Regions from separate parts of the Homo sapiens genome. Here all the other regions are linked to region 1. A link is a loop called in an ENCODE intact Hi-C map of the cell type or tissue named here. Cell type or tissue: endothelial cell of umbilical vein. All regions are shown on one strand. Region 1 holds the start of BNC2-AS1 (BNC2 antisense RNA 1). Region 2 holds the start of LOC124902124 (a long non-coding RNA gene). Region 3 overlaps CCDC171 (coiled-coil domain containing 171). Region 4 has its middle 61 kb from the start of LINC03041. Region 5 overlaps BNC2 (basonuclin zinc finger protein 2). Region 6 overlaps BNC2 (basonuclin zinc finger protein 2). Region 7 has its middle 84 kb from the start of LINC03041.

Region 1 (4,000 bases):
CTATCTAATAAATAGGTGAATAGTTTTAAGACTTGTTTAATTAAAAATACGACATGTTATCAAGGGTGTATTTCATCAGGCAGGAAAACGTTATAGAATTTTCCACAGAGATCTTGAATAAAAAATGGAGTTTTTATATTCATTACTTTTTGCCTGAAATGGGACAGGCTTTTTTTGTTTATCTTTTTCTTTTCTTAACGATTTGAAAGGATATTGCAGATGCTTCATCTAGGAACTTTAACAAAGGATTTTTTTCTACTTCTGAGCTTTAAGAAAAGGTATACTTTTTTCCTTTGCCATTCAGTTTCTCATTAGCTAACATCCAGTTTAGTAATTAATAGCCTGAGGTACTAGATATTAAATAGTATATATTTATATTTGGCAAATGTTTATTGTGCATCTTCTATGTTATAAAAACTGCTAGGCTTATTTGCTTACTCTTTAGAGTATAAGGTCACATCTCTATGTACGTTATTTAGGAGTTTCTATGTGGTTATAAATAGCCCAGCACATACGAGATGACTTTCAGGAGCTAACATTTAGACCATAACTGAGCCAACTTTACATTCTCTTACAGCTGAATATTTTACTTTCTTCAGTGTAATTAAAAAAAAATTTAAGTATCACAGTTTTACAAATGTTAAAGCCAAAGACTGGTGTCAGATATTATGTGTTATATCAGAAAGCATTGTTGAGAAAAATTCCCGGGGAAGGGCCCTAGCTTCCCCTTGCCCTGTGCACCGTGATTGTGGTGCTGCCTGGAGTGTGCATAAGTGTGTATCTATCTGTATATCTGGAGAGGGGTTAGTGCAGGGTGTCATTTGGTGCCTGACAGTGGAACAGTGCAGTTGACTCTTAGCTCTGCTATCCAATGACATGCAGTGGCTGAGAGTTTGAAGCTGATGGTTGGGTCTCCAGTGCCGCCTGCACACCTGACAGGCAGCTGTTAAACTGAGCAAAGGCAAGCTTGGGGAGTCACAATCTATGCATAAATGATAGGGATATCTGTGCAGAAGGTGCGAAAGAAGCTCTGACCCCCTCCCTCCCCCAAATCTCCCCCTTCCCAAATGAAATGCACAGTTCAGCCAGCTTCTTAACTACACTACACTCCTGCTACTGGCTGCCAAGAGGCTCAAAAAATCCACCTTCACTTTTCAGTCAGAAGAGGCAGAAGTGGATGTGAGAGAAAGAGAGACACAGAGAGACAGAGAGCCAAAGAGGGCAAGAGACTTGACTTTAAGAGACTCCTGTACTGACAACTCCATGCAGTTCGGAACCAGAACGACTACGGCTGAACCAGGGTTCATGGGGACATGGCAAAACGCTGATACTAACCTCTTATTCAGAATGTCCCAACAGGTAAGTTACTTTCTTTCTTGATTTTTTTTTTCTTTTTTTTAAGAAACCTTGAATTGTTATGGGCACTTTTGTTTCTGGTGTTTTTCTTTCTAAATACTTTTTAAAATGTGGTCACTTCCTAGTTAGGCTCTTGTTTTGTCATAACTGTGTTACTGGAATGTGCAGGGTTACTTCATGGTTTCCCTAAGGGCGTCTTAAAAGAAAAAGGGGAAAGGATACCGAAGTAAAAGAAAGCAGAGACATTGTTGAAAAGTTTCACAGTACAATCTGGGTCAGGGGAAGACTTAATTTATTTCTTTGTTTTCTGTTGAGAATGAAAAAAGCCACCTCCCAACAAATGTATCTATCAATATGAATCACTTCGTCCAAAGTGTTTGCTCTCTCGGAGTAGGTTCCGCAACCTAAAAAACAGTCATCAAATCTCGGGGCCCCTCAGAACAGCCCTACTGACTTCATGTGGCTGGAGGCAGCTTCGTTCAGACCTGAGAAGAGAGACGAGGCTGTGCAGGCTTGGCTGCCAGCGCCGAGGGTTGCTGGAGGAGTCGGCGTGCGTGGCGGGCTGTGCTGCTCGGTCCTCGCTCCTCCGCTCCGCTCCTCCTTGCCAGCCAGCCCTCTGCGCCCGCCCCTGCATTCCCTTCGCCGGCTCCGGCCCGCTCTCCCGCCCGCCCGCCGGCCCGCCGGCGCACTCACTCGGGCGCAGCCTCGGCGTCTTCCCCAGAGCCGCTCCTCCGTCCCGGCCGCGCTGGAGGCGTTCGGCTTGCTGGCTCTGCTGGGAAAGCCGACGTGGTAGCGCGAGGCCATCGGTTACTGATAATTAATCACCGGAGCCGGCGGCTCGTACCATGCGCTCCGTGATACGCGCCCTGTGCGCCGGTCTCCTCTTGCACAATTGCTGGCTCCTTGGCTCCGCGGGGGAGCGAGGGTGAGAGGAAGCGAAGGGGACACAACCCAGAAACTTTCATCTTGGATTGTGCTCAAGTGAGGGAGGGAAGTTCCCTGGTGCCTCCCTCCTAGACACGTCTTGCTTTTCCAAAGCCTACACCAAACCCACACAAAGCAAGTTAGTTTGATATTATCATCCACACACAAAGCAAGTTAGTTTGATATTATCATCCACACAGCACGAAAGTACTATTGACAAATATACTTGGATTTTAAGTTGACGGCGGTTATTAAGAAATGTTGTGCCACTCAAGAGGAAAAAAATACTGCAACTGCTTTTTTTTTTTTTTTTTTTAAAAAGCTTTTGTTTGTAAGAGTTCACGAAAATTAAATACTTTGAGTTAGATATTTAAAGTTGTTGATAATAAAAAAAAAACAATTTGCCAGGCTATAAACTACTACAAGTTTAGAAATACATTTGCAAGCGATAATACCTACAACCAGGGTTTTGTAGCATTTAGCTAGAGAACAGTTTTAGCACACAATTCTAAATAGGATAAATGCATTTGAATAAGGTATATTTTGACATATCCTGTAGAGGGACCCTGATTACTGCTGATACAGTAAGCTGGGATTTAAATGCAATCAACATCAACCCAATAAGTAACTCTTCATGTGCAATTTCCCATTCTTTCAAGTGAAAAGTTCATTTCCACACAGAGATGCTCCTTGTCACTGCAGAGCGCTGTGAGAGGTGTTTTCCGCGACGCATCCCTGCCTGGGTGGCTCTCGCGTGTTGGAATGCAGTGTTTTCGCTAACCTTAGTACCAAATAACTTGTGCTTCACTTTTAAAACTAGATGTCACCTTCAGGGTTTTCCTTGAGTTAGTGGAGGTCGTGTGTGTGTGTGTGCGTGTGTGTGTGTGTGTTAGAAGGGAAGATTGGCTTACGTCTCCCTCTAGCTAGAAAAGAGTTAATAAAACCAGATAGAGATAATGATCAATTGATAAATGGCTATTGAACCACATAGATGGTGTTAGATTGCTTATTTGGCACTAGCCCATTTCCAAGTAGATTTGAATCTAAGGAGATTTTGTCATGGAAAACATTTTAACTAAAAAACAAATAAAGTAATATAAATGATGGGTCAGAATTAGGACAATTTATGATGTCTTTGATCCAGCTGTCTGACTGTGTGGATATTTTGTGTGTACCTGTGTGTGCATATATGTGTAATGGTGAGCATCAGTGATTATATGGAGAGAATAGAAATATAGGGAACTAATTTATGCTTAATGGATGCTATTAAAACTGTATAATATTATGCTATTTATGAAATAGAGTAGTACAACAAAAGGAGAGAAATCACAGTTTTAAATATGTTTTCTTTTTTTTTTGGTTTTGATGTAGTTAGCAATCACTCCTATCCCCCCAACCCACCTTTTTCTGTCATGGTCACTGAATGTTTACCTCTTGTGCATTTTTGGAAAGCATGTAAAAGAGGATATGAGCTTGCATTTTTTTTCTCTTCAAGATGACATTTTAGTTTGTATAAATATTACATAACTTAAGTTCAAACTATGTGAGTGAAAGTATGTGTGCTGTTCATATTTAATATGTTTGTTTTTCTTACCTGTAGTTCATCAGCAATGCTGATTCAGCACGTGTGTGTGTGTGTGTGTGTGTGTGTGTGTGTGAGAGAGAGAGACTTATTGAAATTATATCTCTGATATCTCTTGAAGCCAGCCATTTAAACGAG
Region 2 (4,000 bases), 460 kb after region 1:
TCTCTAAAACTCTTCTCTGTTTGAAGATAACCTTCTTTACCAGAATGGAGCAGACAAGAGCCACCTCCCCAGTCTTCCAGAGGAGAGGGGACATCCAACCCCCCACCCCACACCCACCTCTACACACACATCCAGGCCCAGGACAGTGTCCTCACCAGCACTGTTCCACCCCTCCCAATCCTTCCTGGCCAGAAAAAGTGCCTGAACCGTTGTGTCAGATCCCAGTCTTGGCACAGGCTTTATATCTCCCTAACAATATACTGCCCATTTAAAGAACCGTAAAACATGACCGAATAGGGAATAGCAGTGGCTGTTTAGTATGCTTTAAAATTCTTTAATTTGCTGTGCCACAATAACTTGCACTTTAATAAAAGCAATCTCTCGTCTTAATAGCTACACAATAAAGAGTTATTTATATGAGTCAGTGTGCAGGCCCGAGCCTTCCAGGTGTGCCCCAGATTTTAAGCACTCTGAGCGATTTGCAGGCTGGCGCTGCCTGATGCAGCCCATGGAAGGCTCCTGACACTGCCATTTTGCAGTGTCACAACTCCAGGGCCACGACCCGCCCCAGGCTCCTGGCCCTGCACAGCCCACTCGGCGCGCTGATTTATTTCGGTATTACGTTTAATTGTTTCCTTCTTGTGGAAGCCTTAACATGCAATGCTTGTAAATCTGACCCAAATCCTCCATATGGCACTCTGGTTTTCCATTTTCAAATGCATTCGCCCTGGAATAATGACTGTGGTATAACTCAATTTGAGTTCTGCTGCTGGGGACTTTATTACATAATGCTTTCTAATTGACCCTCATAGTTTGATAAGACAGAACATTTCACCAGAACATTGACAAAAGTTATTAATTTTCACTTCAGCAGAGACCCATGTCCCAATTAAATCCCCTGATAATGCCTGACTGACTGACCTCATTATGGCTAATGCTTATTAGTCCTGCGGAGAGGATAGCATCACACTCTGTTAAAATGCCTAAATGAGCACATACAACCATCCACTGTGATTACAATTTACATACATGACAAATTTTACTCCCTAATCCTTGTCTGGTGCAATGAATGTGGCATGCTGCTGTCATACCACGGGATCAGCCATTGAGGATTTGGGAGGTGTAAAAATGCTCTGCGAGTGTGCTAAGCTACACCCAGTTAAATTCTATCTGCCTTTCTAGGAAACTATTTCAAGTGTGTGGGCGTCTTTAAACAGGGAGATGACTTCTGCCCTTTCCTTTTTTAATGAGAACAACTAGTACTCATTTGTTTGTTTGTTTTTAGCCGACTTCAAAAAATAGAAAACCCACCAGCAGCAGCAGCAGCAAACAGTGATTTCAGCCTTTCTGCTTGGGTAGCTCATACTCCCTGAAGTGGACTTTTCTTCCCTGAGTTTAGTTATATTTTTTACATCTTTCCTGAGCTTTCATCTTGCAGGGGACAGTGGGTGGGGGCTTGTAGACTCAGCTTCCAGTTGAGGGTATCGTAGATACCACCCCATTTAACCAATGACAGGGCCACTTACTCAAGCTAGTCCCGTATTGTGGCACAAGCTGTTGGAAGGTCAGTTGGAAGAAAAATGTATATTTGCACACGCTGATAAAATGGAAGCCTCAGAGTGGCAAGAAAATGAAAGTGAAAAAGCCTTACAGTGTCTGAGGCTTCAGATTGTTTTTCGACCTTTCTTCTTCTGGTCCACACAGCAGTGTTTATCTTTGAGGTGGTCTGACCACGGCTCGATGTCTGTTTTTCCTGCGCAATGTAGTCATTCCCCCTGGGCTGTATGATTTGACACATGACAACAATCTAAGAGCAGAGATCAAACTTCTCAGACTCATGGCAATGTGACAAGTAATGTGTATTGACACAGCAAAGTGCATTCTGGAAATACGAGTGGTTGGGCGGGCACAGCCCCTTGCTCAGCTAGAGATAGCTTAAATCATAGGCTTCAGTTGCCCACAAAGATACAGCCAAAATTTAAATAATAATAATAACCAGCTGGAAGCTGCAATTCATTGAACTCTTTTCTCTCTCTCTTTTTCTTTGGGTATCATCATGTTGAAAGCAGGAATTTTGTGGGAAAATAGTAATAGTAACAAAAGAAGAAAGTGAAAAAAAGAAATGAAACTAAACCTCCTTAGGGAATATTTTAAAGTACTGCATGTTCTCCTCCATCACTCATTCTGCAGATGTCTACTGAGTAGCTCCTTCGTGTTGGGCACTGTACTAGGTTTCCGAATACTAAGGTGAATGACCTAGAGATAGGGCACATCATACCTACTCACAAGACACCCTACCACATGATGCTACAAAGGTTTATGGGACCCCCAAGAGGGGGCATCTAACCCACATTTGGTAGTTCCTCCATGCGTTCGACACATGGGCATTTAGCCCTACTATGTGCTAAGCGCTATTGAGTCTGTCTATTCCCAGTGCTAAAGAGTGACTCCTAGTGGTGACCCAAGGTGTGGCGGCTTCCTCAGGATTCAATAGGGCATTGCTCACGAAAGGCTTTCACTGCCTGTTTGTGGCATCAATGATTGATGGCATATATACTGAGGAAAAGTGAACTCGTTCGCCCAAAAGAAGATTTTTTAAAACACTGCTGTGGGAGAAGAATCATCACAGAGTTGGGTAATCGCAGGGGAAAGAAGGATCCATTTGAAGGATGGAGGTAGGTTTAGAGAAGATGTTGCTAAGGAGGTGGTCACAGAGTTCTGGGTATGGCTTTGGTGCTTAGACTTGAATCCACATCCTTTTCCCCTGGTGGGGTCTCCTGCTATTGCACTGGAGCCAGGTCAAACTGGCCCAGCGAGCCAGTCATGCCTAACTCTTTCCTACTGCATTTTCAGTTCTATCGCATTGGTAGCTTGAATTTAGCCATGGTGGGAGTATTTACACCACAGAAATTGGCAAACTCTACAAGCCAGAGCTCTTCTTCTACAGCTACCCCTGCCCCCGGAACCAGTTGTTAAACACTGATCAGCACACCACTGTCTCCACACAAGAATCCCTAGCTGTATGAAAAACTCAACACTGATTTCATTAGATGACTGGCAAAGGCTTATACCACAGTGCAAAGCTCTGGTAAAAATTCACATCCATGCCTTAGGCCTGGGGACCCTAACTTCCATGAGGGCAGTGCTGGGACCCTATGCTCAGGCTGTCCACAGAGAGACAAGACAGACTTCCAAGTCTTTTGAGAAGATTCTGAGCCAACTTCCTGAAGCAACTGCATGGACGAATTACGGAAGTGGCGTGAACTGGTCAAGACAGGCTGCTGCCCTAGATGACGGATGTCCCACTCAAGGGCACTTTACTCAAGGGAGCAGCTGTGAAATAATAGTAATGGGGATGATCCAGGGCTTCTCTGAGAGAGCCAGAAGTGGAATACACCATGCTTGGGGAATTGTGTTCTCTTTCAACTCAGTGACCCCACTCTCTAGGAAACATGACTCACTTAAGGCTGGGCTCTGTCTTCTCAAGCTGAGCACCTTGTCCCATGGAGTGGAGCCCACAGGGAATGGGGAGGACTCAGAAGTGTGAGGAAGGTCTGTCTCCTAAGGGTTAAGGAAGAAATCCGAGTTGATAGATGCCTCTTCCCTCCCCAGCAATGAGGGCTGAATAAATGGCCACCGATGGGAAAGGCAATAGGGCACTAGCGTGTGGAAAGGCACAGCATTGTGGGCAGAGGAAACCGTGGAGATTTCTGTGGGACCTATTTTGTGTTCTCAGGGGAGAGGGTGATGGCAAGAGGAGAGCATAGAAAAGAAGATGGGACCCAGGTTGTGTGGGCTGTGGTGTTTGTTCTTTATTCTGTAGCCAACAAGGAATCAACACAGAGAGTTAGAATAGGGGAACGATATGGTCCAATCCCTTTTTAGGGACATGGAGGGTACAGAAGTAGGGGAAGAGTTTGATGGCTGGGGGACCAAGACCAGGCTGTTGCAGACACAGTTATCTGCTTATTCAGTATCAGTTCTCATTTTCTTCCTTCCT
Region 3 (4,000 bases), 850 kb after region 1:
TTGGACAATCTAATGAAAGAAGCAATGAGTATTTTTTTCCTTGTAGAGCATTAATTTGGTACTAATAACAAATTAAATTAGGATATGGAGCATATAAAAAATTAACATTGCTCCACACACACACTGACATTAATTTTCTATAAAATTAAAATTCCACAGGGTCATAAACTAAAATGAAAAAGATTATTTTAAATCTCAACATGTGAAAGACACACTAAGTTTTAAGAGATATTTCTCCTTTTAAATACACTAAAAAATAGAGTGCTATTGAACAAGGACAGTCTCTTTTGAAATATCATGCTTCCTATAATTTACATAATGTTGATAGTTTTCTTTTTTTAATGAAGGTTTTGGGCATTAAAAGGACACACTGAATTTCATTTTGTCAGATTAAGAAAAATAACCTTAAGGAAAAAATTGATCACAATAATATTAATACAATAGTGACATAAAATAGAAGGATACCTACAGCATCCGAAAATGAATGTTTCTAAAAATAAGTTTATTAGTGTACTTTAAAGTTATTTGAGTTCTTATGATTTGATATTTTAAGTTTTATAAATGAAATGACCCAATTTGCACATCTTACAATGTTCACTAAAACTAAATATTAAAGGGTAAAATACTCTTCAATAGAAAACACAGATAAGTTTAAGCTTTGCTGAAATTAAATTACTTCATAAGAAATGTTGGATATATTTTGGAATTAATATTGAGATATTTCAGGTATCTCTTTTGATGTTTACAACTAAAGTGATTTATTATTTTATTTTTTTTCTAAAATTACTTATTTTCAAACAATAAAAGCAACAAATTGAGACTTGCTTAAAGAGGTAACAGCCTAGTGTCTTATTGTCCTCTGCTGATAGGAAAGTATTTTCTTTTAATACTGTACTTTGCCATAAAACACATTTTTCCTTGGTAAAAACACTTTTCTGGATTATTTTAATAGGCTAGTTCTAGGCTTTAAAGAAAAAAACAATATTTTGTAAAGTATACTGTTACATGATAGAAGAAAAATGAAGAAACATCTATTTGCATCTCCTTTAAATTATTCACAATACTTTGAGGCTTTCATTCTCTCCAGTTAGTGCAATTTATTTTTCTATATGTCTCAGTAGCAAACAATGTTATTTAGACTCTAACCTGGCATGCTACCACCTCTGGCCCGCCCTTGAGCCCCTCCATTGCAAAGGTCTCCAGGTGCAGTTTGGGTAGCTGTAGGGTGAAGTCATTCCTACTTGCCGCAGACCATGACAGCGAGATCTGATCTCTGACCTAAAGGGAAAAAAACAGCATCAATGGTAATTCCCCTTCAGACACATTAACTGGGATGAACTGGGTCCCCTTGAGCCCACTGAGTGGACTTGCATTGATCGCTGGACCTGAAATCCATGAATAAATTTAGGACTAATTGATTTTTCGTTGCAAATAAATCTCTAATTCAGAGTGCTGGGGGAGAATGTTAAGAAGAAAAAGCATCCTCCTGCTTGAAATGAGGGAGGGGAAGAAGAGTCACTAGAGCTCTTCTGATCAAGAGGTTTTGAATTATTTTTTCACAGTTCCACCCTAAAAAGGAAGAAAAGAAAAAACATTCACAAAATCAAAAACAACAGCCATCTCCTAATCATTATCACCTGCTTAGTAACATGTGGTGTTTAACTGATATGAACTGATACATATTGGACAAGATAGTTATTAGGTACTAGTCTTTGAAAAGAAAACTTCAATAACATGTACTCTAGAATCAAAACAAATATACTCAACACAAAAGGAGACTTAAAAATATACAAGAAAGAGGTTTGTTTGCCCTTTTCACTCTTCTAGAATTGCAGGATTTTATTAAACTTGAGTCTTAATGATTAAATACATATAAACCAACACAGTCACACAATTTCTAAACAATACAACAGATAAAATCAGTAGTATTTGTACTCTATTTTAAGTATTCAGAAAGCAACAATACAAACACATCACCGATATGGGAAAAACACCAATTCTCTAGTCAGTATGGAATCACATGCAGTTGATATCACACTGCCACCTTCTGGACAAATGAGAAAATATTCCTTATATAATATAAATGGAAACATTCAAAAACAGATATTTTGGTTTTTAATTTCCAAACTTAGTAAAAGCCTTAAGAATTCCATAGTTTCGTTTGCATTTAAGAACAAAAAGCTCTCATTTTAATCATATAGTTTAATAATAGGAGTTTTCAATACATAGGCATATTTTCTAACTTTCCTTATGCTTGGAATAGGTTTTAAAATTTTATCTATTTGTTACCATATACTTAATAAATATTATACAATTAGCTCAATGCCACAGAACAAAAAGTTTTTTATCAGGTAGCGAAGGTCAAAAACAAGGTTAACTATAAAAATTGCATTAACTGCTCAAATAAATATATTTCTATCTCTAGTTTTATCCAAGCAACTTCAAATATAACTTGGCAAAAATACAAGATAGAAAATTTCTCCTCCATTTTTCTAGCCTACTTGGGAAGCTTGTAAAACTGTTTGAATTATTTTTATTGTATTAATTAGTTCCTTAGGATATACACACATTTCACAAAACAAACTCTATTGAGTTTCTTTAAGCCAGCAAACACACACAAACATATAACGGCATCTTTAACTGTTCACGCTAATCTATGGGCATAAAAATCCTTATATGTCCCAAGCTGATCTGAAGACTTTCTGTCAATAAGAGAATGTCAAAGTGTATGCTGTAAAACATACACTATGATGTAATTTTTATAATGATGTGAGTACCACATGCATGCTGGAGTCTCAATTCACAATGTATATTTATCTGCAACAAACACTCTCCAGAGTCTTCACTCAGGATAAGAATGCTGTTAAACTTACTTAGCATAACAAAACAAATCGTATTTTACAACTACATTTGTTTTAGGTTTTATATTTTACATGTATGAATACCTTCTCTTGCTTTTTTTTGTCACCAATGTGCACTCAGATAAAAGAAAACATTAATGTGGATTAAGGTTCTGAGAATTTATCAACATCAAACCACTAGTGTTTTGCCTTCTACCCTTCTGAACCACAGTCAATAGATCTAAATATTTTACTGCACCCTGGCCAATTCATTGTTTGATGTTTAAAAACTCACCCAGAATCAAAGAAAATTTATTAAATTTGAGCCCCCAAATGAGATACTATTAGCTTTGAAAGTCAAGTTTAACTGCGATATTGATGATTCTCTTTTTTCTGTGACAAAATTCACTAGGGAAATCCTGGATGTCAAAGTACAAAAGCAGATTGCTAATACGGGCAAAGAGAGGGGAAAAAAACCATAAGCAATGTAAGTATAATCCACAACACAGTTCGAGCACTGGAGGTCCTTTAACCTGATTAGCATCAGGCACCATACTTCATCCACGAAGCTTGACATACAGTGAACAGTAAGCCACATTTTATATTCTCTAAATAAACTTTATGAACATTGTTAAGCTGTGGCATCTTGCTTTTGAAACTGATTTATTGTCATTTCAATATTTTTGGTATAACATTACTTAATTTGCCAAATTAAATAATTCTTTATATTGAATAAAAAAAACTTGCAAAATGCAGCTATTTTTGCTACACCTAATGATGAACATCATAATCATTTGAATAATATGCATGCTTTAATACTTCCATTTAATTACAAATTATCTGTTGAATCAACTTGACAGTGCCATCAAGAGTGAGAGACCCATGATATATAATAGATGCAATATCACAAATACTTCTACTAAAATTTTAAGAGTTTTTTCCACTTTTAAATTAAACGAGAACTTTGAGAGTAAGTATCTAAAATGTTCTCAAATATTTCTAGGAAAAGTTTTTAGAAAAGTCTTGTAAAAGAATTATCCATAATTTTATTTTAATGAGTAAAGGGAGTGAAAGCATCATGTTGAAAGAATCCAAAACAGTGACACTAAGACAAGCAAAAATAAAATCATGCAGCAAAGGAGAAGAAAAGAAAGATGACA
Region 4 (4,000 bases), 390 kb after region 1:
TAAGAGGGGTGGATCCACCCCATGTGGACCCCTGCCCGTGCATGTGGTTTCACACTGAGGTTCTGCAAGGAACCTGTTAGCTCACCTTTGTTCACAAGAATGTCCTTTCAGAGGTCACAGATAGACCAAAGTGATGTCAGGGGAACGTGGATCTGATGCTGGCCCTTCTGACTCTTATCTGCCTGTAACTGTCCGTGTTGAGGCCCCACTCAGATCCCCTTTCTGGGGCCAGTGCACCTGAGACTTTTGGCTGCTGACAGCTCCCAGCTGTCACCTTCTTTGTTGAGCTGACTGCGGAAGCTGCCCGGCCGGGGCTAAGTTTATTCCTCCCCAGATCCCTGAGGGTCAGGAGGACAAGACCTTACCTGAGACCGTATCCTGGCTCTACTCTTTCTCCTTCTCTGACTTTCTTTCCTCCCTCCCTCTATGGTTTTCCCTGAAGAACGCTCCCTTGATAAATCAGGTGCACTCAGTCCCTATCTCAAGCTCTGCTTCTAGGGCAATGGGTCCAAGCCACCTCCTGATATAGACTCATGCCTGGTCTGGAGCTCATTTTGTATGTTCATCTGGGCCTTGGCCTCTGCCCTCTGTCTTTTTGTTTCCAGTCTTTATTCTGTTTCTAAGTGCAGTGTGATAGTGAAAGACAAGAAGTGTACAGTGCTGAGGGCAGGACTGGGGTTCACTCAGGGCCACCATTTTGCTTTACCCTCTCACAGGAGCCAGTTCTGTGTGATCAGACTGGGGTGCCTCTCCCTCCTCTGAGCCCCGCAGAACCCTGTGTCTACTTCTGTTGTTACTATATTACAATCTGCCATTTTCTTGTCTTTCTCCCTGAAAAGACCAGAGCACTAGAGCTAGGCAGAGACTTGGTGCCTGCTCTCAAGAAATGGAAGATGGAATGATTGCCATTATTGATGGGCACACAGGTCATCTTTGTCAAATGAGTGAAAGAGACTCCAGAGGACAAGTTTCCTCCCACTCATTGTCACCCTTTGGGGAGAGTGGATTTACCCAAGAGGCAGGCTGCGTTATCAGGGTAGCCCATAGATCAATTTAGACTGAGAAAAGAATGAGCACAGATTCTCATTACATAGAAGTTATTAAGCTGTGATTAGGAAAAGGGAGCAGGGAAGAGATGAACATTTGTAAAGGGATACAACATCTGTATTTCTGTGTACACAGATACCACACGGGACCACCTGGCTACCTTTAGTGAACAACATACATTTCCGTGGACCGTATTTGTGTACCTGCTTTGTGCTACGTGCTAGATGACACAAAGACTGTCAGTTGAGGTCTCTCTCCCCAAGGACCTCAGAATTTCATTGGGAAGATAGACAAAGAGGCAGCCATAATAATGGATAATATTTATTGAGTGTTCACTATGTACCAGGCATGGTTCTAGACATTTCATATATATTAATTCATTTAACCCTCACTGCAACACTCTGAAGGTTATTTTACAAAAGTAGAAACTGAGGCACAGAGAGGTTGATCAACTTGCTCAGAGTGACAAGCTGTGTTTCCTAGGTGGAAAAGCCAAGATTTGAACCCATAGCCTTTTAGCTCTAGTGCACTTACCTCACATCTCTGTAACACTCACTGTGAAGTAAATGCCAGAGGAAGCCCACCCTTCTTCCTGAAAGTCTTTTCTTGCCAGCACACATACCCACAAAAGGAAGCATGGCTTCTGTCTCTGATCATTTCCCCCTTCTCCACCATCTGGCCAACCTTGTCTATATACATGCAATATGATCCTGTTATTTCAAAGGAATCTCAGAGCTGTCTTTACTCCATCTCCTGTATCCCCTGTAACTCTACCTGGTAGTTCAATCTGCTGAATTCTGTATTGGATAAAACTCCATAACTCACCCCCTTCTCCCTGTTTTCTTGGCCCCAGGCCTAGTTCAGGCCCTTCACGTCTTGGTTGGATCATTGCAGTAGTCTCTGACAGGTTTCCTGATTCTTGCTCATTCACCTTTCCATACACCTTTCACACTAATGGCACTCTTCACCAGGTTCACGTTAGCCATATCGTAAGCCTTCAGGAAGGGACTTAGACTTTGGTCAAACCCGTCATGGTAGGCTCGGGTTCTACCTTTATAAGAATGATTATGGCTGGAATTAGGAAGTTACTCATATCCCCAGGGCAGAGAAAGAAAGGCCAACTGTGTGTACTAGAAATCACAGTGTGTCACAAACCTTAATGCCCATATGAGTCACCTGGGAATCTGGTGAAAGTGCAGTTTCTGATTCAGCAGGGTTGGGTTGGGGCCTGGGATTCTGCACTTCTAATGAGTTGCCAAGTGAGGCTGATCCTGCTGCTCCATAGTCTGAATAGTAGGGTATCAGAGAGCAGCTTCAAGGACAAAGGCAGGGATTTATCCAGTCACAGTCTTAGGCCAGGACAAGGGGAGCTGTAGAATAAAGTTAAATAAACACAACACTTTATTGAGCACTAGCTATGGGTTAGATGCCATGCTAAATGTTTGTTTTGCATCGTCTCACTTAATCTTTCCAATAACCCCAGAGGCTTCATGGCATTATTATTTATACTTCCTATATTAGAGAATAGAGGCTTAGCAAGATGAAGGAACTTTGCTCAAAGTTACCCAGGGCTGGGAGTCCAAGATCAAGCCCGTTAACAACTGTGGAGTCCAATCATGAGTCCCTAGTTTGAGATGACAGGATGGTATTGCATTTATATAGACAAGGTTGGCCAAAGGAGAAGGGGGAGATGATCAGGGAAAGAAGGCATGCTTTCCATTTTGGACACGTGGGCTGCTGTGGTCCATACAGCCCTTGCAGTGGCCTACCTGGAGCAGGCAAGGCCAGAATCAGGAATTCTTGCCCTAAACAGACACTGCCAGTAGAGTTACACTCAATGTAGACTCTCAACAGAACTGAGAGTTCTCACCCTGGTTCTAGAGCAAAGGACCAGTGTGATCCTGAGCAGCCATTTTCCCTTTCTGGGCTTTTTTTTTTTTTTTTTTTTTTTTTTTTTTTTTTTTTAATCTGTAAGGCCATGCGCAGGGCTGGCTATATAATTTGCAGGGCCCAGTGTACAATAAATATACGGGCCTCTTGTTAAAAATAAATTCTGAATTTCAAGATGGCGACAGGAGAGCTTTAAATGAAGAGTAGGTTCTCCCAAGTGTGGGGACCTGTGTGACTGAATGGGTCACATGTCCCTGAAGCCAGTCCTGGAGACAGGGTGAGCCCATGTGATATTTAATGTCCTTCAAGCTCTATTATTCAATAATATTGGTTTCCTTTTGTTTTCTGCTATTATTCCCTCCTTACTGGTTTATTCTTAGGTCACCATGAAAATATTTGAGACAGCCTTTCCACCTGACCGTGTCTCTCTCTGGCATCTCATAGAATCATCTCTCTCCCCGTTCTGTCTGCTCAGCCATCCGGAGACCTTGTAAGGACCACTGTGTCCTGAATGCATGAAACCCTCCAAGATCTGTTGGCATCTTAGAAGGGACAAGGAGCAGATGGCTTGGAGGAAGGAGAACATGTTATTTTGCGGTCCTGTAACTCACCCTTTTCAGATAGCTTCTTCATTTCCCAATTCTTTCCCAACTTTTCAAGTATCAGAACGGAGAGGCAGTGAGAATGAGTCAGCAGCTCATGCCCTGTCCTTGGCCAGCACCCCCAACCCCAGGGAGTGAATACCTCAGTTCCCAAACTCTCTGAGTCAGGGAGGTCACTCTGAGGACATCTGCCTGTTTGTCTAAACCATGCCAAGCAAGCAACAGCTGCTGAATGAGCCCAGGAGGCATCACTTCCTGTCAGCCAGGGGACCAGACCAGGTGGCCTCCTTGCCCTCCTTCCTGACTCCTGCCACACTGCCCAGGTATCCCAGTACGGGGAGGGCATTTGTTTTCCCGTCCCATTCCAGAGATTCAGCCTAGGGACCAGGAGCATCTTCTCCTGGGATGCCGAGCATTAGGTTTATCCAAGAGTGGAGGCAACCCCCTGGACAACCCAAACC
Region 5 (4,000 bases), 150 kb after region 1:
TTAATTCATTATACTGCAACACCTGGGTTTTGAAATTATTAATACTTAGTGGGCTGTGTTACTTTTCACAGAGTATTTTCTTAAAATCCTTAGCACTATTGAGTTAAGGGAGGAAGGAATCTCAGAGCAGTTCTGAATACCAGTAGGTATTTCCCACTAAATTAATAAAGGATTTCCTACCTTACCACCACCCTGCCCACATTAAGGAATCTTAGCTCTTTCACTCTGATAATAGAAAGCAGGGCTTATTGAATTTACTTAAACATTTTTTTTTCTCTTGGTAAAAGATGGCCATACCTAGTCTGTAATAATTTAGTTGATGGGCCAGAAATGGCTCAGAATTTCTAATTCTGTCAAGTCTCTGTAAAAGGACTCCAGTTTACTGCCACTACTTCACTGAAATACTATAAATACTATATTTTTTACTTTCCCTTGTTTGCTTTATCTTCTCAGTGCGTTTCCTTCATTCACCTAAAACAATCTGAGTATGGCTTGAAAAACAATAACAACAAAAGTTTTTTAGAGCTCTTTTTGGTTCGAAAGTGGCAAAATAAGATTAAGATATCAGGATAAGAGCAGTAATGGGCTCCTTTTCTGGTGATGTAATTTTTTTTTTTCTTTTTACCCTTTGCCTCCACACTAGAGTAGCAATTTGGCCATTCACAGAATTCAGACTTCAGCCAAATATTTTACAGAATGTTAAAAATTAGCTGGTACAACTAGAATACACTCAGCATTGGGTGCAGGTGGGAGTGAGTCCTACTTACTATTCTCCCTTGAAGAATACCTGCTTCTAACAGGAAGCATTACCAATAGGAGTTTGCTGTCTTCGTGAAAAAAAACAGGAGGCATGATGTAAAGGTTGAGGACTGCTGCACGAAACCATTTTTATTGTTTAATATTTGCAAGTTAGTTTTAATGTCCATAGTTTAGATGAGGACTTTATTTCTAAACCATTAAGATGAAGGTAAATAAAATAGTAAAAATAAGAAAGAAAACAAACTGAATTCTAAGGCGTTTTAGGAAATATTTAATGATAATCCAGTACAACTGGAAAATTGTTTTTATCCCATGATATTTGATTTGTGTATTTGATAAAAGAGGTGGGCAGATTTTACAGAGGTAATTCATTTAGAATTTTTTTTTAAACTAGATCAGTAACTTTTTCTTCTGATGAAGCTCATTTGTTAAGACCATCTCTTTTTTGGAAAAAAACAAAAAAAAATTTTTTTTTAATTCCACTGTTTCCTAGGTATGTGAGGTGAGCATTTGGCAAGAATATGAGACTTGATGAATAAAAAATACATTTTATAGCTTAACGCACCCACAGCAGCTTTCTCTGTGCAAATTATTTTCTTTTTTTTTCTTTGACTTTAAATGAAAGGATATACCATTCCAACAAGCTGCATGAATACTAGAATCTTCATTCACTTTCAAGAGATCTGAATTAATACCAGTGTTATTTCCTTTGGCTGAGGTCTGCCTGCAAGAATGCTTGTTGCACTGGAATTTTGAGACCTTTCTTTTATTATGTTCTGTAAATGTGATTTCCTTTTACTGCATGCATTTCATTCGAGGAAAAGATAGTTTTACATTATTACTTTAATTATTTACTAATTAAGCCAGCTTTTTTCCTGCCTATATTTTCTCCAAACTCCTGATTTTTTTTTAATGTAAAGTAAGCAGACCTGGTCTACATCATCCAGATCATCAGTCAGTAGATATTTATTAAACCTATCTCATACATGAAGGATTGTGCCAGGTAGCCTTCAGTTCTTCCACGGAAATGATGAGAAGTATAAAGTTAATTTAGTATCATATACCAACCAGCTTTATGGTTTAATGTACTGTAAGACTTAATATGCATATAACCCATTAATTTCAAACCTTTTTTTTTGTATTCACTGGATATAATTTTTCTTTTTTTTTTCTCAGCATGGTTGAATTTGAATTTTCAGCTTGTACTTGATATGTCTTATCAGACCAGGGGTATTTATAGAGACCTTCACCCAAATAGAAAATATAGAATTTTTGATTGAATCTGAATATCAATAAACAATAAATGATTTTAAATATAAATATTACCATGCAAATTTAGGTGAGAGTCCTTTATGTTTATTTGCTAAATCTGGCAAGCCCATACCTAAAAGAAAATCCTATTCAGACTCAATTTGCATAAATCCTAAATCAGGGCTATTGGTCATAAGCATCCTATAATCAAAAAGGTTTTGGGCCAGGCGCGGTGGCTCACGCCTGTAATCCCAGCACTTTGGGAGGCCGAGGCAGGTGGATCAGGAGGTCAGGAGATTGAGACCATCCTGGCCAACATGGTGAAACCCCGTCTCTACTAAAAATACAAAAATTAGCTGGGTGTGGTGGTGCGTACCTGTAATCCCAGCTACTCGGGAGGCTGAAGCATGAGAATCGCTTAAACCCAGGAGGTGGAGGTTGCAGTGAGCCGAGATTGTGCCATTGCACTCCAGCATGGCGACAGAGCGAGACTCCATCTCAACAACAACAACAAAAAAAGCTGTTGATTATATCAGTCCTACATTTAGAATCATGAGATCTCAGTATTTTATTTACAAATTCCTCAAGTTCGTTGGAGGCATGGTAGTTTGTAAGGACTTACAAGCAAGGCAGATCAAAACAAGTAATTTTTCATTTTGTCCTATGAAAGTTCACATGTCTTTATTATTTGTCCCAGTCTATGTTCTTATAAATTGTCTAAATATCTGTGAAAGTGGTTTGTTCCCAACTGGTAACTCTCTAATATTCTCCCTGACTTGAGTCCAAAACCTAGCATAACTAAAGTAGTCCAGTCTTTTCCTTGCCAATCTCTTTTCTTCCCTAGTCTTCTCTCCTTCCCACTCCGCATAGAAATTCCTTTATCATAAGAATAAAGCATGACATTTCTGTGATATCATGCTCATTCTGAGTGACTCCACAACAGTGTCCATATGATAATTTGTAAATGTGTCAAGATAAAGAGAGGAGACTAAAAAACAACTAAGTTTCGTCTGACAAAGGGAGATAATGTTCCCAGCAAGCTCTGGCTTGGAGACTATCCCAACGAAAACAACATTTTCTTTCGTAGAAATTTTTTTCCAGAGGGGTGTTTAGGGTTTGGTGAACAGTAGCACAGGCACTAATTTGAGTCCTCAGGGGAAGGGAAGTACATGCTTAGCAGTGGCAAAGTAAGAACCAGATCCTTAGGGGAAATGTTTCTAGGGCTTTGTTCAGAAACACAAGGATAGAAACACTATCGTCTTCTTCCCTTGGTGCACTCGTTTGGAAAAAGCGGAAGCTGGTGCAGTATCTGCTTAAAGAATTTGTCTTTCTAGTGGACTTAGTTTTTCCAGATTGTAAATGCTGAAACCCGGCTTTGCCTAGCTGCAAAATTCTCTTTTGCTCAGGGAAAACAGCTTTTAGCTGCCTCCTAGTTTTGGTGAGGCAGCTGGATTCTGGTCTCTCCATGAGCAAAGTCCTTGGACTTTTTTCTTCGTTTTAGAGAGCAAAAGCAAGGCCATTTTCCTGCCTGGCACAGGAGGCTTTTTTGGGCTTGACCTGAGGGCACAGTGCCCTCTTCTGCCTCTCTCCTTTACTTGCTGATCACTGCTGATAAGCTCTAAAGGGAAGACATCCTCATAAATGCAAAGGTTTGGTGCTTGATTAATGGCACTAAGTATTTTCTTATTGTGTCTCTGAGCAGCTTTTGATTTGTTTCTCAGCCTGCACACTTTTTGGATGGTGCTTTGCACTCCTTAAATTTTCTTTAAACCCAGCGCAAACAGTGCCTCCCCTTCAAAGTCCTGGGCTGTCTGCCTATTAGCTCCCCAGATTTTCTTTTTTTCCTAGCTATGTTTTATTCAGATGGAACATAAAGTGAGGCTGGCAAGACCTGGCCTCCAGTGTAGTCACTGCTGGTCTGCTGGTAAGGAGTTTCGTGGGAGGGTGTTGAGAATGAAACACACAGAGCTGTATCCCGCTTCGGGTGAAT
Region 6 (4,000 bases), 220 kb after region 1:
TGGCTGGCACAGACACACAAGTACACAAATCCTTTAGTGTGATGGCCTTGTGCTTGTTTTGGTGAAATAGTATTACTTCTATGATACATGAAAAAATACCTTTGCTTACTTTATCGGCAAAAGGTCTTTATTCTTCTGCCCCTGGAGTTAGGTTAAGAGTATATTTATTAGCCAGGTGCAGTGTGTCTCACGCCTGTAATCTCAGCACTTTGGGGGGCTGAGGCCCATGGATTCCTTGAGCTCAGAAGTTCAAGACCTGCCTGGGCAACACAGCGAAACCCCGTCTCTACAAAAAAATACAAAAATTAGCCAGGCATGGTGGCTTACACCTATAGTCCCAGCTACTTGGGAGAATGAGGTAGGAGGATCACTTGAGCCTGGGAGGTTGAGACTGCAGTGAGCTATGTTTGAGCCACTGCAGTCCAGCCTGGGTGACAAAGCAAGACCCTGCCTCAAAAAAAAAAAAAAAAAAAAAAAAAGTAAATTTATTGCCAGGCATGGTGGCTCATGGCTGTGATCCCAGTGCTTTGGGAAAACGAGGTGGGACAATCCCTTGAGTCCAGAAGTTCAAGACCAGCCTGGGTAACATAGCAAGACCCTTTCTTTACAAAAAAATTTAAAAACCAGCCAGACATGGTGTCAGGTGCCTGTAGTCTCACCTACTCAGGAGGCTGAGGTGGAAGGATCCTGTGAGCCCAGGAGTTTGAGGCTGTAGTGAGGTATGATCGCACCACTGCACTCCAGCCTGGGTGACAGAACAAGACCTGTTTCTTAAAAAAAAAAAAAAAAAAAAAGTAAGTTTAGTGATCTCCATTAGCTTTTCTGAGAAAGATTTCATATTAAACAAAAGCTAAGTGGCTATTCCAAGTTTTGCCTATCCTTCTCTCTGCCTTTTGTGGAACAAATGTGTGTTTCCTGACAGCCTTCAGGTATATGTGTAGGTCTGAAAAAGTATTTCAATGAGAATTGCATATTGAGGTCATCTGGAAGGAAATGTAATATTTTGCCCATGTAAAATCTCGCAATCATTACTCAGATTAAAGACAAAGTGAAGCCAGCTAGCTCAGTTAAATTTTCAGTTCCCTCACTTTAGCACCAAATACCACCCTGGCAGTGAATCACCTGAGAATTTCATCCATCACTCAGTGATAAAATTTGATAACATTTGTAGGTCAATTTATTCCCCTGGAATTTCCTCTACACCTTCCCTATCCTGTCATGTGCCATAGTTTGAGGAAGAGGAAATGATTCAAAAATCTGTAAAGGCTTATCTGTTGATTTCTGACCTAGGAAAAAGAAATTAACCAAGTTTTAGGTCTTGTATTTGAAGAGCTGGTGCAAATATATACAGCATGTAGCTATGTCGGGACTTGGTGAATTTCCCTGACTTTGTAGATTATACACCAAATGTAAGGGTAAGCGAAAGAAGAAAGAGTACGTGAAAGGAGGTCAGATACCTCTGTGTTTCCTGCCTTTTTATATCCTAATTTTATTACAGAGGGGCGTTAAGTGGATCTCCTTGCTTTCTTTTCATGACGAAGTAGGAGACTTTCCTTTTGGTAGCTATTGTGCACCTCTAGGAAAATCAGCAACTCAGCAGAAAGGAAACCAGGATGCAGGCCTAGCAGGAGGCTGTCCACCCAGTGAGGAAGTTGGACATTTTCTCTTTTGTAGAGATGACTGATGATCTGTGGAAAAAGAACAGTGGGCACTGAGGCCAGCTTCTCTAAGACAGCTTGAGTGAATGTGTGGCTAGCGCTTCCTTGATTAACAGAGGTCTCCCTGACCGTGGCAATGTGTTATGACTCATAGCCTTGCAGAGATGAATTGTTCCTGAACGGTTTCTCCAACATCTGAGATACAAACAGGTCTTTTAGCCATTTGCTAGACACCAGAAGAAAAAATGGTCTAACCAGTGTAAGACCTGGAAACAGCCTAGAATCTTCAAAAATACTTGCACTCAAAGTCACCTTAATTTTAGAACCCAAAATCTGGACAGAGAACCATGTCAGCTAACCATTACAGTTGAAAGTTCATCCAGGTGACCTCTGTTTCTTAGAAATGTACAAACAACCTCTACATATTTCTTCTTTAGTAGTTAAATGACTTTATAACTTGGAGCTTTGGAGATTCTTTTTAAAATAGCAAGTAATACTGCTTTCTTTGGCCAGATAACAATTTTCCTGCTTTCCTGAATAGAAATTTGACAGGTTTTGGAACCTTATACTTTGGTATGGAACTGAATAGATCTTTGAAGCCTTCAGAATTACTTTTACCCAGGTTAGTAACTTTGACTTACTCTCAGTTTAAACTGTTCCTTTTGCTATCCTGGTTTTCTGTAACTGGGATGGATATGCACAGAGGAGTCGGTTGTTTCTTAATACTGTTTTAGAAAACCTTGTGACGTGGTATGGATTCCCAGTATGTCTGATACCAATGTTACTAGTGAAATTGGCTGAGTAACTTATGTGTGCAAGGTCCTTACTCCCAACAGTTAGAGACATTTATGTGTTTCCTGTCCTCGAGGACTGTAGACAACAGCTGCCTTGCATGAAATGATTGTAGTACATTTACCAACATTTATATGCCAATAAGTAGAAATGTATATGTTAGAATTTGAGGATTTAAGTGTTGAGGTGATCTGTAAGAGAAGATACCAGAGCCAGGTGGCTTTCTTTGACAGCTTCCTGGAGAAGGTGAGACTTGTGCCTAGATATCAAAGTTGCTGAAGATGAAGTGGACATTTGGGGTGAGTTTAAGATGTGCAAAACATTGGCTGAACATGGTGGCTTACGGTTGTAATCTCAATGCTTTGGGAGGCTGAGGGAAGGAGTTTGAGGCCAGGAGTTCAAGACCAGCCTGGGCAACATAGTAAGACTCTGTCTTTACTAAAAATAATAATAATTAAAAAAACAGCCAGGTGTGATAGCATGTACTTGTAGTCCCAGCTACTTGGGAGGCTGAGGCAGGAGGATTGCTTGGGCTCAGAAGTTCGAGGTTACAATGAGCTAATTGTGCCACTGCACCCCAGCCTCGGTGACAGAGCAAGACAATGTCCTAAAAAGAAAAAAAAAAAAAGATGTGCAAAACATACACAGAGGAGGGAAAGAGTAGAGAAGTAGACTGATTTGTGGGCAGAAGGCAGAATATCCTGGATAGAAGAAAAGCAGATAGTTGAAAAATTAACTTTGTGGGGGCTAGCATAGTGTATGAAAATTTGGATTTGGGCCTCTGGGCATAAAGAGCCAAGAACCAATAAGAATTTTGACCTGCGTGGAACAATAGGATGAAAATTTCATGACCAAAGAATTCTGGCCATAATAAATTCAGGTGTGAAGAAATTAGAAGAATTTTCTTCAGATATTCAAGCCAACATGTACATGCCAGAAATACAACAGAATGGATAGTGGCTTGAACGTCTTGTAGGGAGAGAATCAACAAGAATTATGATGTTTTTTTACTGAGCATTAATAGTGAGAGATCGAAGGACTGTGTCTCTTTTGTTGCTTTGTATTATTAATTGCAAGATGTTGGTGATACAGTCTACCCAAGTATGTGGCAAGAATTCTACATACCAAAACCTGTTTAAGAGTTGACTGATGTGTTGGAAATGTCCGCGATGATCAAGTCCAAGATGTCTTTGACCAGAAGTCCTGAGGACCTATGGAGCAGAATAAGTAAGTCTCCTTTTAGGGTTTATAGCAGAATCTTAAAATTTGTTAGTGTGTTGAATTATGGACAAAGAAGCAATGCGGACCTTTGTTGCAGTACTTAAACTTTATATGCTGTTGTTACCTGTTTTATCTCTCTCACTAGACTTCAAATTCCTTGTGGCAGAGAAAGTATTTCTTGCTTATCTTCTTATACTCTGTGCCTAGTAAAATGCTTGATAGGTCATCAATACTCAATGACTAAAATTTTCTGTAATTTGCATTCTCATTGGTAGTGAAGTATTATAATAATGAACGATTGTTATGTACTGTTCCATTTAACTCTATTT
Region 7 (4,000 bases), 530 kb after region 1:
TTGCTATACTGTCTTGAGGGTGAAAGTTAACTTAATGCAATAGTCTGCACAAAGCTCCCGGCATAGTCTTTGGTACAAGGTAGATATTCAATAAATGGCCACCATTGCAATTGTTTGTATGCTAATACACTGTGTTGCTGGTATCACAGTCCCCAGCGCTGTATGAAAGTCCCTTTCTTTCCTGAAACCCAAGCTGGATCCCATCTGTCCAAATGCCTGGGACTCCCAGATTATAGGATTGAGGGTCCTCAAAGATGATGTTCTTTAGGGACAAATATTTACCCAAAGTAGGTCCTTAAAGAATTCTGTCATTGCTGTCCTCTCAGAGGAGCCTGGCAGCACTGTCACAGGAGCATGGCTTTGGTAATAAGACTCTGTCATCATTAGGGAGCCATTTTATTTTTGTGACACTGTCATCCCCAGGTCCCAGCACACCTGATTACATAAGTGGCTTTTCTTTCCTGCCTCGTCTCTGTTATTACTTCTAATGTTTTTCTGCTTCTGAAGGATGGGAAGAATGAAGCCTATCTATGAACAAGGCCTCTAAGTTGGGGACTGGAGTAGAAAATACAAAACAACCTTTCCCTGTCTCTGTGACCAGCTGGACTGCCAGTGAGTCCCTGTTTTTATTTCTCCAAGCCCAGCTGAACATACCTATTTTATCGGTTGACTTTGTCAATGCAAAGCAGCAAGTGACACTGAAACACCTGTGTTTTGAGGCCCTGGTCATCTAAATTTGCCTGTGAAAAGTAGATGACACAGTAGCACAACACTGAATCCTCCCCCATGTTTTAGCCTGAAAGATGCCTTTGCTTATTTACTTAAAGAAAGGAGGGAAAGGAGTGGCAAACTGCCTGTGTCCTGAAAGACTTTAGGAGTTATTCCTGGTGCTCTCTTTCCGTGAACTCGGAGGTTTGGGGATAGGAGAAATGAGAAGGAAAGATGTGTCTCCAGAGTAAATGGTGAGATCTGCTCTCTCTGCTCCTGCCCACTCCCATATTGTATTCTCACTGAGGTCCTAACCAGCTGTTCTTAGAATGGGGGCTGGGGAGGGTGAGAAGTCTGCGGCCTCACTGATGCTGCTGGGGACAGATGTAGGTCCAAGGGTGATCATTTCTGCCAGGCAGAGGGGAGGGAAATTTCTGATAAAAACAATATAACTCAAAGAGAAAGGGAAGAACCAAAATCATGCCTGGAATGTAGGGAATTCACAGGGATGGGAGAGAAGATGAATAAAATGTCTGAAAAAGACACGGGAGGACAGGCAAGCAGCACATCTCCACCTCTGATTCTGCTCAACAGAACCCATCTCTTCCCATCAGACAATGGCAAATACCTGGGCAATCGTCAGCCACCTCATTCTCTGACCGGCTGTGAACCTAGACCCTCACAGTGTGTGTGTACATGTGTATGCAAAGCAATTAAAAAGGAAGACTGAAGACGAAACAAATCAATGTTTTTACAGATTCATAATAAGTTCCTTTCCATATATTTATTTATTTTCTCTTTCGCCACTAAAGATGCAACAGCAAACTTGCAGGGAGCAGTTGTTGCCAGAGGGTGAATCATGGCTCTATTGATTTGATTATGTAAAAGCTCAGAGGAACCTAAAGCCAGATACAGAAATATCTCATAGCCCTGAACCCTATGGGACACACACTAGTAAAAAAGCAATCTTTATATTGTTCCTGATAAAAGCATCATTAGTTTCCTCACAGTGAAACCATTTCTCTGCTGATACAGTATATGGTTTTCTTTTTCTCCAGAATCCACTCAGACATAATTAACACTCAGTTACTAGACTTGAGGTTCCCTGGGGTGACCTGCTCAAGTTGGGGAGGGGGGTGAGGGGCTAGAGATGGAAAGAAAGAAAGACTGAGAGAGAGGTGGGAAGGGAGGGAGGGGGCAGGGAGGAGAGAAGAGATAGGAGAAGGAGGGAGGCAGAGGCGGGTGGGGTGGGGGTACAGTATCGAGAATCTATCCTTCCTTGGCCTTCCTGAACACCGCCCCGTTGCCTGCACTGCGCGGGAGAAGAGAGCCAGCGCGGTGGCGCCCTCTGCTGGGCCTGCTTACCCTCCTCGCCACGCAATCTGGACCAAGCCCCAAGCCATGCAATTCCGGGGACGACTCTCTCCACCCCTCGTTCTTTGCTTCCTTAGGAATAGCACTCCAGCCATCGCCTTCCGGTGAGAGAAGTCTGGACTGACCTCTCTGCAGACAGACAAATGCCCACAGACGTGCTCACAGTTTGTGCTAAAACTGCAGCAGCAGCAGCAGCAACAGATAGCAATTATGCTGTGCCTCCTTGTCCCTGTCAGTGTAGGCAGTGGCTCCCTGAAAAGCCCTTGAATAAACAGTGTTGCTGGGGTCAGCAGGGCTGGCCTTGGATGGGATCTTAAGATTTAAAGGTTTGGAAAAATGGAACCTGGAAGGTCCTTCCATATCTCTATTTGACAGCTGGATGGCTAATGTCTATGAGCCCCAGGGACAGGTCCTGGCTGCCCACAGGAATGGGCTCTGGCTCAGAGAGCCTGCATACCAGGGGACTCTGTGTTCGTCTCCAACTGGGCCTCAGCTTCACTAAAGATAAGAGAAGAATGCCAAATGTATTGCTCATCCTATGGACTTCTAAGCAAATAATGGCCCTTTCAGGAAAAATAAAAATTGTTGATTTTAGAATTCCTGGATGTGAATTTGAATTCACTAAGACAGAAACCAAGTCACTTTACAAGGAGGCTATTCTTGCACCTTTCATGTATATTAACAAGCCCATGGATGTATATACAAACACATACATGCACACACACACACACGCACATGCATATGGTGGGTATTAAAACATAAATGCATGAACACTTTCACACACAGGGACACCCAACCAGAACCACATGTACACAGACCTCCAAACACATATATACAGATGTCTTCATGTAATCCCATATGGACTGCATCTTCCAGCCACAGACTCACCCTCCCCGCCTTCCTCCCTCTGCTCCCAAGTTGTGTGAAACTTGGGAAATTTCCTCTGGGAGTCATTCTGTTGCTCTATTGTTCCATCCTGAAGGCCCTTCCAGGGACCACTTCCCAGACAGCAAAGTCTCTGTGCTCCCACTGGCACCAGATCTCTGTACGTTCATTAGTTTAGGCAGATCACCGGGGATTTCAGTAAAGATTTCTGGAAAAATTTAAAGAGCAAAGCTCTGAGGTCAGGCAGGCTTAGTAGCTAACAGCATGGATTCTGAGCCAGATTGTCTGCATGCACCCTAGTGCTGTCATGCACTAGTGGTGTGCCTTGGTTGCCTCATCTATAAAATGGAAATAACAGTACCTGCCTAATGGGGTTGTGATGGTCATAAAATGGGTTAGTATTCAGAATCTGCTGGAACAGTATCTGACATATAATAATCACTACATAAATCTCTCTCAAATAAAAGTACATAACCCAGGCTGGTTGTGCTATTTCCTGAGTAATCCTGGGGTCCTCTTCCCCTATCTCTCATTAGGTAAAAGGAAGAAGAGAACACAAAGAAATGATGACCAGGGCCATGCACAGTGGCTCCCACCTGGAATCCCAGCACTCTGGGAGGCCGAGATGGTGGATCACTTGAGCCCAGGTGTTGGAAACCAGCCTGGGCAACATGGCGAAACCCCATCTCTAAAAAAAATACAGAAATCAGACGGGTGTGGTGGTGCATACCTGTAGTCACAGCTATGAGGGAGACTGAGGTAAGAGGATCACCTGAGCCCAGGAGGTCAAGGCTGCAGTGAGCTGGGATTGCACCACTGCACTCCAGCCTGGGTGACAGAGTGAGACCCTGTCTCAAAAAAAAAAAAAAAAAAAAAAAAAGGGAAGAGAAAGGAAAAGACATGATGACCAGACACATCCTTCATACTTTTTCAGTCTTAGGGACCCTTTCCTGTACCTCATTGATTAGCTTTATTATATGTTATAATAGCATCATGACCTGCAGTCAGTTTGAAAATCTGCAATGCCTCCTCA

The links. Hi-C counts contacts between places; a loop is a spot of excess contacts. Peaks named below come from ENCODE experiments on the same cell type or tissue, not always from the same donor. Only the 100,000 strongest peaks of a DNase experiment are listed, where the experiment ranks them.
Region 2: it touches region 1 in a loop (1.9-fold over the local background); 3 of 110 quality-filtered maps call a loop at or near these places.
Region 3: a loop joins it to region 1, with 13 times the contacts of the local background. A loop is called at or near these places in 5 of 110 quality-filtered maps.
Region 4: a loop joins it to region 1, with 2.7 times the contacts of the local background. A loop is called at or near these places in 5 of 110 quality-filtered maps.
Region 5: it touches region 1 in a loop (2.9-fold over the local background); 5 of 110 quality-filtered maps call a loop at or near these places.
Region 6: a loop joins it to region 1, with 7 times the contacts of the local background. A loop is called at or near these places in 5 of 110 quality-filtered maps.
Region 7: a loop joins it to region 1, with 12 times the contacts of the local background. A loop is called at or near these places in 20 of 110 quality-filtered maps.

Annotation. Positions count from the first base shown.
Region 1 is chr9:16,725,156-16,729,155 of GRCh38, reverse strand. BNC2 (basonuclin zinc finger protein 2) reads left to right here. Exons shown (of 7, transcript NM_017637.6): 3 at 1,159-1,359. It overlaps BNC2-AS1 (BNC2 antisense RNA 1), which reads right to left and starts at 2,342. Exons shown (of 3, transcript NR_151723.1): 1 at 2,201-2,342; 2 at 2,050-2,125; 3 at 1,632-1,841. RefSeq lists an enhancer at 2,258-2,759. In endothelial cell of umbilical vein, no CTCF peak of the experiment used is centred here; DNase peaks (open chromatin) are centred at 1,265, 2,235 and 2,905; H3K4me3 peaks cover 2,135 bases; H3K27ac peaks cover 2,107 bases.
Region 2 is chr9:16,265,282-16,269,281 of GRCh38, reverse strand. The region is part of intron 1 of LINC03041 (long intergenic non-protein coding RNA 3041); the gene reads left to right. It overlaps LOC124902124 (a long non-coding RNA gene), which reads right to left and starts at 1,819. Exons shown (of 2, transcript XR_007061424.1): 1 at 1,652-1,819. In endothelial cell of umbilical vein, a CTCF peak has its summit at 2,455 (motif pointing left); no DNase peak of the experiment used is centred here.
Region 3 is chr9:15,871,810-15,875,809 of GRCh38, reverse strand. CCDC171 (coiled-coil domain containing 171) reads right to left here. Exons shown (of 26, transcript NM_173550.4): 24 at 1,147-1,278. Among named protein-coding and RNA genes, the nearest start is that of CCDC171, 320 kb to the right of the region's middle. In endothelial cell of umbilical vein, a CTCF peak has its summit at 2,027 (motif pointing left); a DNase peak (open chromatin) is centred at 1,999.
Region 4 is chr9:16,335,737-16,339,736 of GRCh38, reverse strand. No RefSeq gene overlaps it. Among named protein-coding and RNA genes, the nearest start is that of LINC03041, 61 kb to the right of the region's middle. In endothelial cell of umbilical vein, no CTCF peak of the experiment used is centred here; DNase peaks (open chromatin) are centred at 2,186 and 3,706; H3K27ac peaks cover 2,146 bases.
Region 5 is chr9:16,575,267-16,579,266 of GRCh38, reverse strand. The region is part of intron 4 of BNC2 (basonuclin zinc finger protein 2); the gene reads left to right. Among named protein-coding and RNA genes, the nearest start is that of BNC2-AS1, 150 kb to the left of the region's middle. In endothelial cell of umbilical vein, no CTCF peak of the experiment used is centred here; no DNase peak of the experiment used is centred here.
Region 6 is chr9:16,507,900-16,511,899 of GRCh38, reverse strand. All of the region lies in intron 5 of BNC2 (basonuclin zinc finger protein 2), which reads left to right. Among named protein-coding and RNA genes, the nearest start is that of BNC2-AS1, 220 kb to the left of the region's middle. In endothelial cell of umbilical vein, no CTCF peak of the experiment used is centred here; a DNase peak (open chromatin) is centred at 1,699; H3K27ac peaks cover 1,569 bases.
Region 7 is chr9:16,190,415-16,194,414 of GRCh38, reverse strand. No RefSeq gene overlaps it. Among named protein-coding and RNA genes, the nearest start is that of LINC03041, 84 kb to the left of the region's middle. In endothelial cell of umbilical vein, a CTCF peak has its summit at 2,080 (motif pointing left); a DNase peak (open chromatin) is centred at 2,064.